Linked DNA regions of Homo sapiens: region 1 is linked to region 2. The links are chromatin loops, found by intact Hi-C in ENCODE. Cell type or tissue: ascending aorta. All regions are shown on one strand. Links, peaks and the distances in the headings refer to the core of each region. The heading gives the core; the rest is flanking DNA. Region 1 holds the start of LOC105373636 (a long non-coding RNA gene). Region 2 overlaps NXPH2 (neurexophilin 2).

What was found. A loop is a pair of places that touch in the nucleus more often than their neighbours do. Peaks named below come from ENCODE experiments on the same cell type or tissue, not always from the same donor. Only the 100,000 strongest peaks of a DNase experiment are listed, where the experiment ranks them.
Region 1: a loop joins it to region 2, with 5 times the contacts of the local background. A loop is called at or near these places in 1 of 110 quality-filtered maps.

The regions. Positions count from the first base shown.
Region 1 is chr2:138,058,626-138,063,031 of GRCh38, reverse strand. LOC105373636 (a long non-coding RNA gene) reads left to right here and starts at 1,198. Exons shown (of 3, transcript XR_923367.2): 1 at 1,198-2,884; 2 at 3,326-3,384. In ascending aorta, for the core only: no CTCF peak of the experiment used is centred there; a DNase peak (open chromatin) is centred at 2,631.
Region 2 is chr2:138,704,908-138,709,313 of GRCh38, reverse strand. All of the region lies in intron 1 of NXPH2 (neurexophilin 2), which reads left to right. Among named protein-coding and RNA genes, the nearest start is that of NXPH2, 73 kb to the left of the region's middle. In ascending aorta, for the core only: no CTCF peak of the experiment used is centred there; no DNase peak of the experiment used is centred there.

The sequences.
Region 1 (4,406 bases), core at 278-4,277, 650 kb after region 2:
AATTGTGACCTAACAATTGGTCTCTGATTTCCTAAAGGTGAGGGATGCCTTTAATAGGTCTTTCTATTCCGAATGCTTAGCACACTGCTCTAGCACATTGCAGATTCTTAAAAATATTGATTTGAATGAAATGAGGATGATTATTAAATAGCTCCTCCTATGCTCCAGATGCTTTTCATGTATTTCTCAGTTAATCCCCATACCAACTTCATTTACAGATGAAGAACTTGAGGTTTAGAGAGTTTTAGGTACCTGCCATGGTCACAGAGCTACTAATTGGCTTTCATTGCTATAGTCTGAAACCAAGATTTTTGGATTCAAAAACTATTTTCTTTGTTCCTCCATTCACCACAATGGCTTCAGATTAAAAAGAGCCTTCCATTGTATTCATTCTGCACCCATTTACTGAGCAGAATGGCAGAGGATGCTGTCCCTTCCAATATCCATGTCTCTCTTCTGTTCTCTGGGCACACAGCTAAACTACATTTCCCAGAATGCTTTAAGTTAGATTGCATCTGTTATGACACTGGAATGTGATATAAAATTGTATACCATTTCCAGGTCTCACCTATAAAAATCTCCCACATGCAACCTTCCACTTACTGCTCCTGTGGAACATTTGGAGTCTACATACTGAACATAGAGTTGCCATAATATATAAGAAGCCTGGGTCCCTGAGTGACTGTGTGGAACAGAAAATGTCACCCCACCCCCACATCCACACCCCTGCTATCACAGTGGTCTTTCACGAGTGAACATTGAGTTCTCATTGTGATAGACAACAGAGGTTTCGGGGTTTGTTAGAACACCTCAGCCTACTACAATTTTTCTCTAGGTGTTGGTGCAGAGATGAACAGCTGTTAGCCTTAGGGAACTTCAGTTTGATAAACAAATGCAGTTGATCCTTGAACAATGAGAGGCTTTGTGGTGCTGACTCCCTGCACAGTCAAAAATCTGAGTATAACTCTGGACTCCCCAAAAACTTAACTAGCAATATAGCCTAATGTTGATCATTAGGCTTTACCAATAACATAAACAGTCAGTTAATACATAATTTGTATACTATCTGTAATATATACTGTATTCTTACAATAACGTATGCTAGAAAAAAAGATAATTTCATTAAGAAAATTGCAAGGAAGAGAAAATATTTTTACTATTTATTAAGTGGAAGTAGATCTTCATAAAGATCTTCATCCTCATCATCTTCATGTTGAATGGGCTGAGGAGGGGAAGAGGAGGGACTGGTCTTGCTGATTCAGGGGTAGCAGAGGCAGAAGTGATCAAGGAGGTAGAAGATGAGACAGAAAAGGAAGGAACACTGAGTGTAAATTCTATTGAAAAAAATCCACATGTAAGTGACCTTTGCTGTCCAAATCTGTGCTATTCAAGGATAAACTGTAATTCTAACACAATATGACAAATGTTATAAAGCTACAAATGGAGTTCTATGGCAAATGATGGAGACGGAACAATTCTGTCTTATAAACTTATAGAATATCTCATTGAGAGGATAATATTTTTATGTGGATCCTGAAAGATCAAATCAAAGCGATGGGCCTTTCAGGTTATAGAAACACTATGAAGAAATGCATGGAATAATAAAGAGCATGGTGTACTTTCTCCTGGAGATTTGTGAAGTTCTAGGTAGCTGGAGTGCAGCTCTCAGAAGGAGCATGGTAACAGAGAAGTCCAATAAAATAGACTGGTGGTTGAAATTGAATATGCTATAAAAAGGAATTAGAACTTGGTCTTATGATTAATGGGGAGCTATCTCTTATGAACTGTAGGGAGAAGAAATTAGAAAATGGAAAATCATTTGAAGATATTGCAATTATCCAGGTGAAAAATAATGAAGATCAGAACTAAGACACTGTAAATAGGAATTAAGAGGTGGTAGAGTCTTAATAGTGTTATGGATGCAAAAATAATAACATTTAGACTATTCCTTTTGTTGAACGTCTCCCACTATTAAAAAAGTATTACATAAATCAAGTCTGAATGAATCTTTGGTATTTGCAGGTCTCATTTTAGAATCCATGTTTCCAACTTCTCAGAACGTCTAGAAGCCTTGTCTATACACAAAATGTGCTTATCGATAACATTTTATCAATGAAAAAGCTGAGCTTTGATTCTGGAATTATTAATTTTTTACATGCCTTTCCCCAATTTATCATTTCTTTTTCTGCTTTACATGGAAGACAAACAGTTTAATTCCACAAACAGTTATTGAGCCCCTATTATGTTCTCATATAGCAATAAATACTAATGATAAAGAGGAGTATAATCTTTTATCTCAGTCTTTATGAAATTCCTGGCCTAGTAAAGGTAGAGAGAAAGTAGGCCAAGAAGGACAAGATCACAGCACCAAATGGCTACAATGCAGTCTAAAGGAACTGTTAAAATCAGGTGGTATGAGGGTTCAAGTGCTAAGAGGGTTCAAAGGAGTGATGTTAAAGGATTAGGTGTGGTTGGTATTAGTCATGGTTCTGTGCAAACCACAAACAATGTGGTACAGGTTTTCATGATGAAGACAAGGGTGATGAGATGATTGTGATGATGACGATGATGATGGAGAAGGAGGACAAGTTCCTTTTAGCATTTACAGTTTTATCAGCTACTGCTGACATTGTCTGTGGGCACATGGCCAGGCAGGCCATTCATCCACATTGACATCTGGTTTCCTGCATTATGACTCAAACCACTGATTATGTAATAATAATGATAATAACTGTTAGGCAAAGAGTCAATTTCCACTGTTTGTTTTGTATCTTCAGGGGATTAAAGGCAGTTTTATAAAACCTCCCTTAAATTTACAGAATAAAGCAAATACACAGGAGGAAATATACCACCAAGGATTAAAGAAGCTCATGTCAGGACCAGGGTAAGAGACACCCAGAAGCTTAGCAAAATGAATGAATGAGTAGTTTATTTACTTTTGCTCCTGAAAATATATGTACAAACAGAATCACAAGTGGAGGGGAGAAGAGTAGACCATTGTATAATGAGGGAAGGTAGGGGAAAAAAGTAGAAAACACGATTTTAACTTGTTTTTAGATTAAATAGGGCTGATTCCAGAAACATCATAAATTTCCCAAAGGGGAAAATTTTGGCAGAAAATCAGAATCACGATTTTAGAACTGAACGTTATTTTTCTAACTGTAACAAAAAAACTCTAAATTTTTCAGCCTGAAAATGAATTTTGGAAATAATATAATAGATGCATTCATTTATTCTCTAAGCACATAATGATAGTCTCTTATAGACCAGATCCCATATTAGGTATTGTTAGAAAAAATGCTGAGACAGTGTTATCTCCCTCTAGGAGTTTGCAGTCACATAGAGTGACTCCCAGGGAAATCAAAACAACCAGTAACCATGGTGGTGAGTATTGTGGAGCTATGTGCAAGGGTGCTAAGAAAATATGGAGAGATGAAGTCTTGGTCTGCCTGGGACAATGTGAAAAGGTTTCCCAGAGAAGAAACAATCTTCAGCTGGGATAAGCCATATAAGCAGGAAATAGATAGGAGAAAAAAATGGAGATAGGCATTTAAGGCAAAGAGGAAAAAATGAGAAACTGATCATGCATCAGTAATAGTTATTGCAGGTAAAATTCACTGATGAGTCTTAAATTTATTGGGTAAATCTTAAGAAAAAACAAAATTTACATACCCTCAAAGCATCTCCTCCAGGGTATGATTGTCTACAAAGGCAAAGATAATTTTACAGAGGTAAAATCTGGCAGAAACAACCTTCTAATGAATGGAAAACAGCATTACCAGTAATAAGACCTATCAACATTATGAGCTCTGTGATATGATGCACTGAGAAAAACACAACATCATTTTGTGGTGTTCTTGCCAAAAAAGAAAAAAGCATAACTTTACTTTGATCCTAAGAAAACATGAGACACACCACAACTGAAGAACATTTAGCAAAACAACTGATCATTGCTCTTCAAGAGTGTCAATGTCAGGGAAGAGAAGGAAAGACTAAGGAACTATTACAGACTGTGGCAGACTAGGAGGAAATAACAACTAAAATACAAGGTGGGATTCTGAATATGATATGGAACCAGAAAAAAGTTAGTGGAAAAAAGGGTGGAATTTGAATAAGGTCTTTAGTTAATAGTATTTCCTCATGTCAATTCATTTTACTTGATAAATAAACTATTGTTACACAAGATGGGAGGGGAAGAGTGAGGAATATACAAAAAGTCACTGTAATATTTTTTCAACTTTTCTGTAAGCCTAAAATTGGTTCAAAATTTAAAAGTTGAAAAAGAGGAAATGCAAGTTTAAGATAATGAAGCGTACATATGGCAGATAAGTACACTGATAGAGTCTAAGTGTTGGGTATTCTGGGAAATGAGGTAAGCCAAGCCCTTCCTAAGGACTTTGGGCTTA
Region 2 (4,406 bases), core at 282-4,281:
AATAAAATTATAAAAAGAGAAACTGTGAAGGCTGCTGTAGGATTTAGGATGGGAGAGAAAGTGCAGTGTGAGCCTCCCCTGGGCAGCTGCCCCTGTTTCCCTGAGAGGATAGAAGGGGCTGTTGTACCGTCTCGAGTGGAGCCAGCACCCCAGCATCCCCCAGCGACTCTCAGAGTCAGCCTTGTGGGACCTAAATAGCTTCCTCGTTGATTGGAATTAGCTCCATTGCCAGTCCCTGCTGCTAGAATACATGTGTGGACCAGGGGAGTATTTGAAGTGCTGGTTTCTGAAGCTTTTTGTTTGGTAGAATGCCAAAGAACACAGCTTTTGCTGTCATAATTGGTCTAAATTTAAATGCTCACTTGTTTTTGTTTCAGACTGGTTTGTGTGTGCATGGACACAGCTTAAGTTTGTGGGTATAGAGTATATTTTGTCAACATGGAGAGAGTGAATCAGAGCTTTTGTTGTCTAAATCAGCCCTTGTTTTCAGTCCCGATGTCCCTATGCTTTGATAAATGTCCTCCAGCCTGTGAGTCAAGGAGAGGTTGGAATCCAACTACTTAATTGGAGGTTTTCCAGTTCACAGTAGTTAACTTTTCTGCAACTTGTCTCCTTAATTTAGAACAACATTCAAAGAATAATAAGCACTATACCTCACATTAGCTTGGCCTATTTCTAGACTGCTATATAGAGTATTCAGAACTAAAAGACATTTGTTGTCTTTCAGGAGTTTTCAGTATGATTGTAGAGGAAAAAGAAAACTCTGGAAATGTATTAGCAATGTTCACTCAAATTGCTAAATGAGCTGGTTTAATAGTTTTCAGTGAATGCAGCATTAATTTGCATATTAAATCACATTACATCTTCTTCCATTAATGAAATTATTTTTAGATTTAGGCAATCAATACAGTCCTTTGCAATATTAAAATCCTGATGTACAAAATAGTGCCAGCTCAATTGTATGTTCAGATACTTTCTAAAACATCTTAATTCATTGATACTCATTCTTCTCTCAAGTTCAAGTTCATGGCCGGGGAGATAGTTGTGAAGTGGGCAGCGTGTGTGACGGCTGAGGAAAGTAGCAGCTGTCTTGTTGTTATTGTTGTTTTTCCAGATCGGCTTTCCTGTTGTCCCATGCCAGAAAAACAATGAAATTCTGTGATTTAAACACATTTATTAAATGCCCTGTGTAGTAGGGTAAGTGCAGTTATGGACAAGACAAGCACAGTGCCACACATGAGGCTCTATAAGAGGAGACAGCCCTGGCATCTTGGGACAGTCAGATTTGTGACTGCCATCACAAATTATTTCAGTAAGAGAGAAATGGAGGGAGTATCTGTAGTAATCAGCTTGACTGTCCAGGGAGTCTTCTGACAAGGTCAGATTTTAAAAGGGCAGACACAAGTCTTACTTATTAAATTAGCTAATGACATGAGGCTTAGAGAGAGAGGGACCTATTGGCTGACAGGATTCAAAAGGATCTCAGGCTAGAATGATGGGCCAAATCCACAGAGAAGAAAGTTACAAGGGATAATTTTAAGACCTGGCACTTGGATACAAAAAGAACACCACCACCAGAGGATAAAGGATATATGGTTAGCAAGTATGGAAAAGTTTTAGTTGAAAATAAACTAAAGTTGTGAGTCATCAATATGGCAAAAGCTTTCCAAATGTGCATAAGCTTCCCAGAATGCTTATGCAACCCTAGACTGTATTAATAGACTGTGGTATTTAGTGAGAGGAAAGTGATAGCATAAAGCATTTGGAGGCAGTACACACAGATGTCAAGCAAATGCTCTTTGGGGTCAGACAACCCAGTTTTAGATCCCAGCTCCAACTCACAGTGTAGTAGAAGCTTTTCTCCCCCCCAGATCAGGCCACAAGTGATTCATAAAAATATCCAACATACATGAAACTTTTAAACTTAAATGCTGAAGGTTCATTCTTTCACAAATTATTTGATGTAGGATCAAACCTTTTCCTTTGAGGGCATATCAAGTACACATTGGTATGGCCATATCTGGATTTTGTGGCTGGCCTTTGTTCTCATTTGTTTGATATGTGTTCTGATTGGTTATAACAATATGTGAATATCATCCTTCAGAATATGAATCCCCTGACTGAAGTTTGTCATTTAAATAAAACTCACCCATATTGAATCATCTAAGAAGATTCCTAGCTGTTGCTTCTTCTTCTTGCTCTTTTTTTTTTTTTTTTTTGTCATGGGGCAAGTACTTAAAGTCATCTTCCAATCAATCTAAATCTTTCTAGAATTTTTACATTTTTCCTTTTATCTCTTAATAGTTTTCTTGCTCTCATTTATTGAACAGCAATTTTTTAAGAGACCCATCTGCAACAAGTTTCTCTAAGCATTCACCTTAACTTTTTTTTCTTTATTTTAGTTTATTTTAAAGACAGGGTCTCACGGTGTTACCCAGGCTGGAATGCAATGGTGCAATCATAGCTCACTATAGCCTCATCCACCTGGGCTCAAGTCATCTTCCAGCCTCAGCCTCCTGAGTAGGTGGGACTTCAGGTACACACTACCACACCTGCCTACTTAAAAAAAAAATGAAGTCTTTCTATGTTGCCCAGGCTGTTCTCAAACTCCTGACTTCAAGCAATCTTCCCGCTTTGGCCTCCAAAAGTGCTGGGATTACAGGCGTGAACCACGACACCTGGCCTTAATTTTCATATAAAGAACAACTTTTTTCTCATTCATATTCATCAGCCTATCTAATAAATACTTTATTAAGTTACGTAATTAAAATGACAACTATAACTGGCATAAACAGGATGGGGACAAACAGCTGTCTCACATAAAATTCAAAATAATTGGATAGATCCTAGAGAACAGCCCACCAGCTGTGTGCATTCGGGATACTTGGGCATCAGCAAGATCCAATGGAGAACATTGGTTAATCTGGCCAATTGGTTAACATCCTTAAACAACTTCTTAACTTTTCTAGAGCATGTCATTTAATATAGACTACAGCAGCTCTGCTACTTTCTTGCTTACACTGCCAACTTAATTCCTTAAGCATCAGTTCCCTCAGCTGTAAAATAAGGATAGTAGAATAATACCTGCCTCTCAGGGTTGTTGTGAGGTCTAAATGAGATAACAGGCACAGAGAAAATTCTTAGTAAATATTTGTTATCTTTTTATTAATAGACATAGTATGTTCTGTAATGGTCAGACCACAGGCATAGATTGTTTTCCCTTAAAACACTCTGATACATAAAACTGTAAACACATACAGAGCAGAAATCCTGGTTTTCAACTTTGCATCCTTCTCACATTGTAAGGATTTAATAAATGTTTCTGGAATTCATTGATCATATTACATTTTTATGGGGAATATGAAGGAACAGGATCACAATCAGAGTGAAGTCACCAGGATGGTTATGAGAATTGAAGAATGGTTTTTGATTAAAAAGTGGAGGCATTTGGTCCGAAGAGGGGCTTACTCAGTAATACAAACATCCTCAGCTATATGAATGTTTATTTTATGAAGAATCACTGAGCTTGTTCTGTAAGACTCTAGAAAGAGAGAGAGAACAAGGACCACTGAATAAAGTTCTAGGCAGACAGATTTCAGCTTAGTAGAAACAAGAATTTTAACAGAGAATTTAAAGATGAAATAGGTTCCCTTGGGAGATAGTTAGCTCCCTGTCACACCACGTTCAAAGACAGGCAGGATGACCAACTTGGCAGTGATAGTGTAGAATAAATTCAGGGAATTCATTTAGATAATGGGAACTTCCCTCAAATTGTAATGGCAGCACCAAAATCAGTTACTGAGTAAAATCTACTAAGAGGGATTAGACAGAAGACACTCTGGGTCTTTAGACTGCCAAAATAAGCATAGTACTACATGTTATTGTTTCATCTTTACTATAAAAAGCTTTCTTTTTTAAAAGAATGATTATTTATTGTCTCAAAATGCCTCAGACATGACTTAAAATATACGTATATTTAATATGAGAATTCCATATATCAAATCAAGAAGGAAAAAAAGGATCTTAATGTTTATTTTTAATAATATTATTGGCCAGGCATGGTGGCTGATGCCTGTAATCTCAACACTTTGAGAGGCCATGATGGGAAGATTGCTTGAGGCCAGGAGTTGGAGACCAGCCTGAGCAACGTATCGAGACTCCATCTCTACAAAAAAATTTTTTTAAAAGACCAAGTGTGGTGGCTCACGCCTGTTATCCCAACACTTTGGGAGGCCGAGGCAGGCAGATCACCTGAGGTCAGGAGTTTGAGACCAGCCTGGCCAACATGGTGAAACCCTGTCTCTACTAAAAACATTCAAAAATTAGCCAGGCATAGTGGCGGACACCTGTAATCTCAGCCACTTGGGAAGTTGAGGCAGGAGAATCGCTTGAACCCAGGAGGCAGA